2 separate regions of the Mus musculus genome follow, and region 2 is linked to region 1. The links are chromatin loops, found by intact Hi-C in ENCODE. Cell type or tissue: heart. All regions are shown on one strand. Each heading gives the region's core, and the rest is flanking DNA. Links, peaks and the distances in the headings are about the cores only. Region 1 holds the start of Mff (mitochondrial fission factor). Region 2 has its middle 19 kb from the start of Tm4sf20.

Region 1 (5,379 bases), core at 203-5,202:
CTAATGGGAAACCTAAGTAGCAATGGCTAGAAGTCATGCATCAGGATGAAGCTAAACTAAGTGGATGAGATTATTTGGTTTTATATATTATGAGGTTATAGAAAAAGCCAATGGCATTAAGTCACAAACAGAAATGTACACATGAGTGAGAGAAGAAAAGGAAGACCCATCATGAATCTATAATACAGGACACAAGAAGGAATAGACTTCCATGTGCATGGAAGAAGCACCATTCATGCCACATAACTTTTCATTTAAGACTGTATCACACACTATTAGGTGCTCTGACATTCTATGAAACACTGTCTTGTTTAATAGACTCACATGATGCCCAAAGATAAATGATAAATCAGGGTTACAGAAGAAGACCTGGGTTTGATAACTGAATTATGGATCTTTATTTAAAAGTCATTTCAAAACTTTGAAAAGAAAGGGCTAGGGACAAAAGAAAAAGAAGTCTGCAACATTTAAGAAGTGTAAGGGAGCAATAAGACCCTTGATAGGTTATTTCTCTGCTGCTGCTGAAATCAACCCATTTAAACCAGATTAGATTAGATTAAAGACAGGTTTATTGGGAAGATGCTGTCCGGCAAATGGGTGAGTTCACTGGTGCCAAGGACTGAGGACAAGGAAGTTGCCATGGGGAAAGGGAGGGATAAGAGAGAGAAAGGAGAGAGAAGGGGAAAAAAGGAGAGGGAGAGGAAGAGGGGTGAGAAAGAGGGATGAGTGAGAGGGAGAGAACACATTTAAAAGTCTTGATAATGTATGGCTTACCTAGCTTATCCATACTTACCCCCAAAGGCCTTGACTTGGAATGACAGGATAATGTTATTTAATCTGTCCGTAAAGGAGGATTACTTGTCACTATAAATTAGCAGGACACACCACCCACAGTAGGCCCCTTTGAAATAAAGATTATTTTGAGACAAAGACACTTAAAAAGTGTCTTCTCACATTTTTACAATTTACTACAATGGTCAGCTTCTGATACAGATTATAGATCCTAAGAACTTCTTTGTGTCTTCATTTTTCAATATTCCAACATACAAGCAAAAATTACTAATTAAAAGTGTATGCTTCCATTCTGTTCACCTGCTGTTTTATGCCAATTTAATTGGGGTCTCACTGAGACCTTCAGAAGGTAAAGGGAAATTTTGCTTATCTTAAACCAATATTAGGAAGGACACACAAGAATGAAATTCAGAAAGTTTGACACATTATTTTGAAGGAAAATAACACTTCTGGGGGATCATCTGAGATTTTCTTTGTTTGGGTTTTTGTTGTTGTTTTGAGTCAGGGTTCATTGTGTAGTGCTGGCAATCCTCCCACCCTCTTACTTCTGGTTCCTTAGAACTGTAGTTATAAGAATGAGCCAAAGATTGACTTTGGAAGTATTTTTAGATTCAAGACTATATCACTTGAGTAAATACTCTTCCTTTGCACAAGGGAGTGAGAAATTTGTTCTAGAATCACAGCTCATATCCACAAGCTTATGTCTCTTATATAAAATTGATGGTTGCAGATAACCTATGCACATCCTCACAAACACTTAAAACTGTTTCTAGATTACATATATTTAAACCAATATAAACATGTTAGACTCTATTAGTAGGAAATAACCACAAGAAAAAGAGCATGTATGGGCCTGGAGAGATGGCTCAGTGGTTAAGAGTTCTTCCAAAGGTCCTGAGTTCAAATCCCAGCAATCACGTGGTGGCTCACAACCATCCGTAATGAGATCTGACGCCCTCATCTGGTGTGTCCAAAGAAAGCTACAGTGTACTTACATATAATAATAAATTAATCTTTTTTTTTAAAGTATCAAGGTGTTTACTGTTTAAAAAAAAAAGAGTGTGTATGTTTGATATAGATAATGACACAGGCCTTCCACTCAATACTTAGCTGAGGCTGGTCTGGAACTCTTGATCCTATAGCTTCTAGCTCCTAAGTCCCTAATACTGGGATTTCAAGAGTGTGGCACCAGGCTCAACTATAATATGGAACAGATTGTAAAAAAAAAAATTCTTTAACCCTGGTTGGTTGTCACCAAGGATGAGAAACAGTGGGTGAAGTTGCTAGGTTATGAAAATAGAGGCACACGTCGTATTTCCTGATTTGGCTTCCCGTCTATCCTTCTATGAGCAAGTATGGTTCTTGCCTTCCAGAGGGGAGCCACAAGTTGGGTGTTTAGATTTGAAAGAGATTTCTGACCCCTACTATCTTGAAACCCAATTCAGCTTCCCCTTTTCTCGGATTCTTAATTTGTAAGTTTTAGGGAAATCACAATTAGACTGCTGAAGAATTACTTCCAATATTTAGTTATATATGCAAATTCGCGGGCCACCATAAGAATTTTTATTCAGGCGTTCCTTTAAAACAGGTTACCAGTTTACCTGCAAACGCAAGGTTCTTAAAGATCGCAAAGTCTAGAAACCCCCTCAACAGGAATCACCTGAGACGGAAGTACTTTGCCCACGACAAAAATGGCTCCGCGTCGACGTCTCAGGAGCCTGCATGCAACATCCGCCCTTCTCTCGTCACATGACCAGAAACCTACTTCCGCTACGGCTCCTGGAAGGGGTCAGTCCTGGCCGTTCTCGCGTCTGTCCCGGCCCGTCGCGGCCGCTCCGCCGCTTCTTTGCCCGGGCGCCTCGGTGCGCTCGGTCAACGGCCTCTGCGAGCGCTCACCCGAGTGCCCCGGAGCCGGCGGGCGGCGACCCTCTCTCCGGGGACTCTCCAGCAGGCCCAGGGTGAGTGCTCTAGTCTCCCCAAGCAGGACTCCGGGCCTAGCGCCGCGGCAGTGACACCCCTCTCCAGACTGGGCGGAGCGGCCCCGGCCTTGGCCCGTCATCAGGTCCCTGCCCTGTAAATATTTGGGACCGGCTTCTTCACCGTTTCTACCTCCGCATCTTGTTCTGTGAAACAAAAATCGAATTTTACTGACAAAACGAAAAACACCTATTAGTTTGGGGTTAGGAAACGGAAGGAAGCCTGTGAGTTTGGATCTGGGCTTTTTCGGGCATCTCTTCCACGGGCCCAAGCACCTCGCAGTTTGACCTTGAGTCTGTCGCGTTTAAAAGTAACTCTTTGTTTTGTGTAAAATCCGTATAACTAAAGGCCTTTGGGAGACCCCGGGCTGGCCATAGCATCCTTGCTCGCTGGAGGCGTTGCGGGCTATACCCCCGCACCCCACGCTAAGCTGGGGTCCAGGTCCCCCATAGCCCCTGACCTCCATTTGCTAAAAACTTGTCATTGCAAAACAAACAAGCAAACAAAAACAAGAAACAAACAAACAAACCAGCGTCCCAGTCCCACTAGCTCAGGAGCAGGACGCATTTTCTGGGAAGAGCAACGCTGTCTCTGAATTGGTGGTGCTCTCTAATTCCAGAAGACTAAAACTTGTGCCCAATAATGCTAAGCAGGCCTCCCACGGGGAGCCAGTGAATGGGGATGCCCTTTTTCCCAGGTGAGAAACATTCCTTTCTCCCTCAGTCGCTTTGGCTACTAATGAGATTCCCCAAAGAAAAACCTTTAGGGAAAGTAGGACCATTGAGCCCTATTTAGTATTCTGAGCGCAACTAGATTGCTTGAGGAGGGGTGTGTATGTGTGTTTATATGTGGATAACGGGTTGTCTAATTTTTGGTTTCGAGGACCTGTGAATTGAGATAGCTCCTCAGTGGTGTCTCTGAGTACATGTTTTTTTACTGAACTACTGGAAGGAACTGTGTTAGCTCTCTTCCTGTCTGATAGGGCTGCCTCATTTTAGATTTACAAAGTTTCTTCTGTTACTCTCTCCTTGCTGTTGTGACATTTTTGTTGTTAATAGATACGGGGGGGGGGGGTCCCTTTAGTAGGTTTTTGGGTTGTTTATATAATTCTAGATGTGAGCCCCCTGCCATATGACTACCCAACAAAGATCCCGTAGAATCTCTCTACTCTTAATTTCTACAGAAAGTTTGTATGTTACATGATGCCAGTTCTTGCTGGTGTTTCCTCAGCCTCTCGGAGCCCTTTGCAGAAAGTCCTTGCCTGTGCCTGTGTATCTTCAAGGTTTTGACTCAGAGCTTCAGCAGTTCTTAGATTAGACCTTTGATTCACTGCGACTTAATTTTTTTAAATAGTTTTGGTTTTGTTACATATGTTTATATGCGTACAGCAAGTTTATGGTTCAAAGGTAGTGAATATTAATTAAGGGTAAATAGTCCCTTAAAAATAGATTTGTGTTTTTAAAAATGAAAGCCAACCTAAAGAAGAAATTGAGTGTAATGTACGGGACCCCGATGAAATTGGAAAACATTGCGGATGTTTGGGTGTGGCCTAGAAAGTGGAGCTGTGGTATCAGATAGGAGTCTGAAGGAGATTTATCTCAAGGTATACAACAAGCATGTAATGACCAAAGACGTGGGAGTAAAACCTTAGCCCCAAATTAAGTTTATTTGTTACCAAAGAATACCCAAAGTACCATAGTTTTAATGAGAAAGAAAAAATAATTAGGTCCTCCTCTGTTTTATTGAAACATACAATCTAAAAACTGAGGCAGTAGTATTGTCTTAATACAGTCCTCATTTTGTGGTAACCAACTATAAAATTATTACTGTTGTTAGTTCATAACTGCAATTTTGCTATTGTCATGAATTGTATTATAAATATCACAAAAGTGTCCAACCACTGTGGTAGTCACTCAACAACCATAGGGGTCGAGACCCTCGGGTTGAGAGCTGCTGCCTTACATGGTGACTGTCTGTTCTAAGACATCAAAATTTGGTACTTTTGAAATTCTTTGTTTATTAGTGTAAAGTTGTAAATCTTTGTGGCTTTTATTTAAAGATTTTCTAGCTAAGTCCCTAACAACGGTATCATCTAGTTTCTCAGTCGCTGTTCTCCTCCCGCAGGGATAAAAGTGGCTCTCACCCTAGCACATGTGCATCGGAGCAATTTAAGGAGTTAATATGAAGCACAGAAGCAGATAGTGCCAAATAGCAAGCCTGTTGTTTCACATTTGTAAGTAAAATTTTCTCTTTGTCTCTGTTTTCTTAGTCTTTAAGCCATCTGTATGTGTCAGTTCCTCAAAAAGCAGACATTTGGGCAAAAAGAATGAAATAAACTAGTTGAGAGTCATAGTCCAACTATGCTTAGCGCACTAAGCAGTCCCCAAGGAGTATACTCATAAGGTATAGAGTATGTTTCTGGTTTTATTTGTTTGTTTGTTTTTTAAATCGATGATGAAGACATCTATATTGCTTTAACCTTAAGTTTACAGAATACCTCTGTCTCAGCACAGTGGCATTTGTACTGTGTGTGGTGCTGTATTGCTCTTGACTTAGAATATGCTTCTCTGGGAATTTGGTGTAATTTGTCCTCCTTTTCAGGAAACCATC
Region 2 (5,379 bases), core at 180-5,179, 63 kb after region 1:
TGTAGAACTATCCCGCTGGTACTAAGTAAACAGAATATGAGGACAGGGTATAAAAGAGAGGAGGCAGTGACTGTAGCCAACCAGGGTGCCCTGAGCCTTTGGGTTTGTAGTGAGATGGATTTGCTGTGACTGACCCAGGTCACAGTGGGCTGAACAGCAGACATAAGTGCGTGAGATGGGAAGAGAACTTTTTCTACCAAGAGTCCCTGCCATGCTAAGACAGAGCATGGAACCACTGAACGGGATCACAAAGAGACACTCAGGAATTGACCTGGAAGGTCTCCAAGCTGGAGATGAGTTTGAAACTAATCTCTGACAATGGAAAGCAAGCAAACTTAGCTCCTCCAATCTTTACCTTTGGCCTCACCTTAAGAGAAAACCAGAAAAAAAAATAAAAATAAAAAGGTAGCCAAATCATTTATCACTATGCAAATCACAACTCTGCGTAATGCTTTCGCAAGCCAGACTTATTTCCTGATGTTGTATCTTGTGTTCTTTGATCTGGGGACCAGGAAAAGCAAACAGAGAAACTTTTCTAATATAAATGACAGACAGAAAGCATGTTTATGGGGCTGATAACATAGCTCAGTGGGTAAATGTAGCTGCCACCAAACCTGGCAACCTGAGTGTGGTCCCCAGACCCCATATGCTGGAAGAAGAGAGCCAACAGCCCAAAGTTGTTCTCTGAACTCCACATGCATACACACAAAATAAAAAATCATGTAATTCTGAAAAAAAACTAAAGAGAGCATGGTTATGGGCTGGAGCCATAGCCACTTGGTAAACAGCCAAGCATGCCTGATGCCCAAGTTCCACGCCCAGCACTACGTAAACTGGGTGTGGCGGTGCAGGCCTGTAATTCCAGCACTCAGGCAGTGGGGGCAGGGAGATCAGAGGCCCAGAGTCATCTTTGGCTGCACAGCAATTTTGAGATCGGCCTGGGCTACAAGAGACCCCGTCTCAAACAAAACAAAGCCAGGCTAGCGAGAGCCCCTCATCTTGTGATTGTGAACATGGTCTGTAAATTTGCTGACCTGTCTCTGTGTGTTTGAGGCAAGAAACTGGACCCCATCATGTCAAGGTTCACACAAGAACACAAGGCAGAGAAAGCGTTGATGTCATTAAGGGAAAATGCCACTGATGGGATAAAAAGATTGAAAAGTAATCCTACACAAGATTCAAAAACCATAATTAGGGCATCGGTGCCTTTATTTACGAAGCTGTGCTTCCCAGCTGCTTGGAAAGGCTGTCCAGGTTGTACACCACACACTTACAGGAGCACAAAAAGTTCTATCAGTGTGGGGGCCTCCTGATGGCCGTTCCCTACGGGGGCAGAACACCTGGCTGAGACACAGATGTGAAAAACATCCAAGGAGGATAGCCCTCCCTGCCAAGCAAAGTGCATCTTTTCCACCCCTTATTTGTTCTCCCTAGCCTCATATGATGCATAGTTGAATGCTCAGTTGTGGTGTTAGAAGGCCGTGTGAAAGTAATTTTGACTCTGGTTTCTGTACTTTAAGAAGTGAAGCATACAGGCTTGGGCCATCTGATTCATCAAAGCCACATCTGGGTCACTAACTATGATGTACGCAAACTTAGAGCACAGCTTACATCTTCCTCAAAGCAAGCTGAAGAGAGAGAAAAAAAGAAAGAAAGGAAGAGAGAGAGAAGAGAGAAGGGAGAGAGAGAGAAGAGAGAGAGATGATTGGTAGGTAGGTAGGTAGGTAGATAGATAGATAGATAGATAGATAGATAGATAGATAGATAGATAGATAGATAGATAGAGGCAGAGGCAGAACACTTGCTACCTAACATAGGTATAGGTTCAGGCTTGAGCTTGCCAAAGGGACAGCCCATGTCTGAGTGATACTAGATAGAAAAAAATAAGTGGTCTTTATTGAAGATGTTTGTGGAGCAGGAGGCAGCCATTTGAATGTCCCCAGTACCACCTTCCAAAGCTTTCAGAAAATGAGGATGAAATTAGCAGCTCAGTTCAGAAGCCCAGCACTTTCTAGGAGCTCCCCTAAGGCTTTCTGATACTCTGGTGTTTGGATACAGACCTCAGACCCTGATCCCCATGGTGGTTTTCTTTCATCTGGAGAACAGAGTATTCATTCTAGTCTTGGGTCCCATTGTGGTCAGCACCTACTTTTTGGAATCAGTCTCTATCAACTAACTTCACTAACCCTGAACTGAGAAACTGGCATGTGAGTGTGTATGTGCACTCCACACACACATTCTCATTCTCTCTCTCCCTTCCACCCTCTCCTCTCTCCCACCCTCTCCTCTCCTCTCCCCCTTCCAGTTCCCCTCCCCCTCCCCCTCCCTCTCCCTCTTCCATTTCTTTCTCTGCTTCTGAGGCTTACAGGCTTAGGACTATGAAAAACTTCAGAATGAAACCAAAAAGAGACAAGAAAAGATAAGGATTCATTCCAAACTGTAGATGGACCCTCCAATTTGTCGTTTTAGCTCTTGGGAACCTGAGGCGGGAGGATTACCATTATGGCAACTGTGGGACTTTCTCTATAAAGCAAAGCAATCCTATTGATTCTCACTGAACTTGAGCCTGCAGGAAAGTATCCTGTGAACTGTGTTATAGACACAAGAGGGCAGTGTGTGCTAACCAGTCACCACTGTGGCTCAGGCTTTTCACTCTTCCTGGAATGTCTGGCTGCTCTCCCAGACCTAACAGGAATTGATAAAGAGCTTTTGGGACAGGCGTGGTTAGCCCCCTAGTCTAGTCACTGAGGCACAGTGTGAAGTCAGCATGTAGAGACGGCTTGCCAGGAATGGGGAGGAATGTGGACACTCAGATCCAGCCCAGGAGTCATCACTGAGATTGCCCTGTGCCAAGGTGTTCTAAAAGGTAGCTTTTGAGCCACAGAGAATCTGATGCCATTTGATCTTGGACTCTAAAACCTCCATTTAAAGAAAGTTGATCATTCACTGGAGGGGAATTGGTTTCTTGTTTGGTTGGATGGATTGGCTTTTGTGTTTTTTGAAAAGTTTCCTGTAGACCAGGCTAGTCTTGAACTCACTATGTTAACCAGGCTGTCCTTGAACTTCTGACATTCCATCCTCTACCACTGGAAGGGAAGTATCACAGACTGCCCTGACCACTAGAGAGGACCTGACCATGCACGTGTTGTGTGCTAGGCCAGGGCACAGAATGTAGTCCCATGCAAAGTCAAAGGCTGAGCCCCTCCTGGGGTGTAAATCCACAACCTCCGGCACATTTCCTTGCCCTCTCCCTTTCTGTGTGAGCCTTCCCAGACAGCAGGAACCATCATCTATTCTTACTTAGAGAGGAAATGTGAATCATATGGTCGGCTCTCTAATCATGGCTGCCAGCCATGTTTCTTCTCAAAGGTACCATCTGCTTTCCGTTTATCTGACTATCGAGTGGGGAGTCGTGGTTCCAACACCCCCATCGAGGGTGTGTAGCTGAAGAGAGGGCTGTGCAGGCCATCTGATACCTCTAACTTGGCCTCGTCTCACTCACTGATTTGGGGTTCCCAGCAAACAATGCACAGCCCTGCCCATTGGAGCCCTCCTCAGTCTCTTCAGCCAGAAGCAAGCTCTGGCTCCTTTTAATCCCCCAACCCATCTCCCAGTTGCAGGAACCACAAATGGCCTAAGTACTGGACCATATCACTGTGTTTTATTTCACTCTCAGATTTTCAATATTCTAGTACTATTTTTTTAATGGAAATTCAAGAAAGAACAGAAACAACTGTTTAGCAAGCAAGCCTCACCACACACATGTATACACACACACACACACACACACACACACACACACACACACATACACACACACACCACATGCATGAATGCACACACACACTATGAGATGGTGACACATATGTGCCCATCTCATAAAAGGACACTTTCTTTTGGTTGTAAATATATCACTAACATTGGTGAATATCAATGTTTAATGAGCATCTCCAGAGGAGTTCAAGGTCCTTATATCCTGGAAACAAAGAACTGGACAAAGATACATGAATTGTTGGCAGCCGAGAGCATTGTTTTCTGAATCAGGCTTATATTCATAGACTGCTGTCAGCTTTGGTCAAAGCAACTTCTTTCTGCAATGAGCAGCAGTAACTGTAGAGTAGTGGCTGTCAACCTGTGGGTCAGGATCCCTTTGGGATGGGACGACCCTTCCACAGGGGTTGCCTATCAGGACTTTACAGTACGATTCAGAACAGTAGCAAAATTATAATTCTCAAGTAGCAAAGAAATACTTTCATGATTGGGAGTCACGACAGGAAGACTGTGTTAAAGGGTTGCAGCACTAGGAAGGTTGAGAGCTACTGCTACAGAGCCTTATGATCTTAGTTAGGGTTTCTCCTGCTGACATAAAAACACCATGACTAAAGGCAGCTCGGGAAGGAAAAGGTTTGCTTTGCTTACACGGTCATATCACAGTTCATTACTGAAGAAAGAAAGTCAGGGCAGGAACTCAAGGCAGGAACTGAAGCAGAAACCACAAAGGAGTTGCTTATTGGCTTGCTCCTCATGAATTGCTCGGCCTGCTGTTTTTATACAACTGAGGGCTACCTGCCGGAGGGTGGCGCCATCTACACTGAGGTGAATCCTCCTACATGCTCCATCAGTGATGAAAATGCCCCACCGACTTGCCTATAAGGCAATCTTATAGCGGGATAGTCTCAACTGAGACAATATTCTCACATATGTCTGGGTTTGTGTCAAACTGACAAACAAAACAAAACAAAAACAAAAACAAAAACAAGCCAACCAGCACACTTACTGTTGATAAAGATAATGAGCGTGGGTGATAATTAAATGCCTCCAGGTTCCTTGAGGGCAATTAAATCCCACCCTGTGCTGGTGGTGTACAGTCACTCCAGAGTGTCTTGACGTGACCCATAGCTTGAATGAACTCCTCCAAGGTTCGGGGGACATGATGAAAACAAGGGAGAAAACAATTTAAATGCCAGAGGAGGGGGTGGGATGTTGGGGACCCTGTCCTCTAAGTACAATCTGTCTGTTCTGATCTTGAATTCATAGTAAGTATGAATACCTGAACAAGATTGGCAGAAGACTGGACCAATCAACCTCCCATCCTGAGGCAGCGGGGAAGAGTGCTCATGAGGACCCTCCCCTCCCTGAGGATCTATAGGCAGTTGACAGTTGCTGGGGGAGGAAAAGACTTTTTCCTGGATGGTGTAGCCCCTGCTACGGTGACGTTGCTCCTACTGCAAGCAATCCTATTGAAACTGGTTGGGTCAGACACACATAAAGGCAAGGCATCAAAGTAAAAGGAGAGATAGTTGGAAGAGGAAAGATGAATGGGAGGAAGGAAAGAAACAGAAACGGGGCTGAGTATGATCGAACCACACTGTGCATGTG

The links. Hi-C counts contacts between places; a loop is a spot of excess contacts. Peaks named below come from ENCODE experiments on the same cell type or tissue, not always from the same donor. Only the 100,000 strongest peaks of a DNase experiment are listed, where the experiment ranks them.
Region 2: a loop joins it to region 1, with 4 times the contacts of the local background. A loop is called at or near these places in 1 of 42 quality-filtered maps.

What each region holds. Positions count from the first base shown.
Region 1 is chr1:82,722,335-82,727,713 of GRCm38, forward strand. It overlaps Mff (mitochondrial fission factor), which reads left to right and starts at 2,556. Exons shown (of 9, transcript NM_029409.3): 1 at 2,556-2,750; 2 at 4,894-5,002. C430014B12Rik (a long non-coding RNA gene) reads right to left here and starts at 3,587. Exons shown (of 4, transcript XR_865578.3): 1 at 2,453-3,587. In heart, for the core only: no CTCF peak of the experiment used is centred there; a DNase peak (open chromatin) is centred at 2,557; H3K4me3 peaks cover 1,911 bases; H3K27ac peaks cover 1,531 bases; H3K27me3 peaks cover 396 bases.
Region 2 is chr1:82,784,916-82,790,294 of GRCm38, forward strand. No RefSeq gene overlaps it. Among named protein-coding and RNA genes, the nearest start is that of Tm4sf20, 19 kb to the left of the region's middle. In heart, for the core only: a CTCF peak has its summit at 2,609 (motif pointing right); a DNase peak (open chromatin) is centred at 2,696.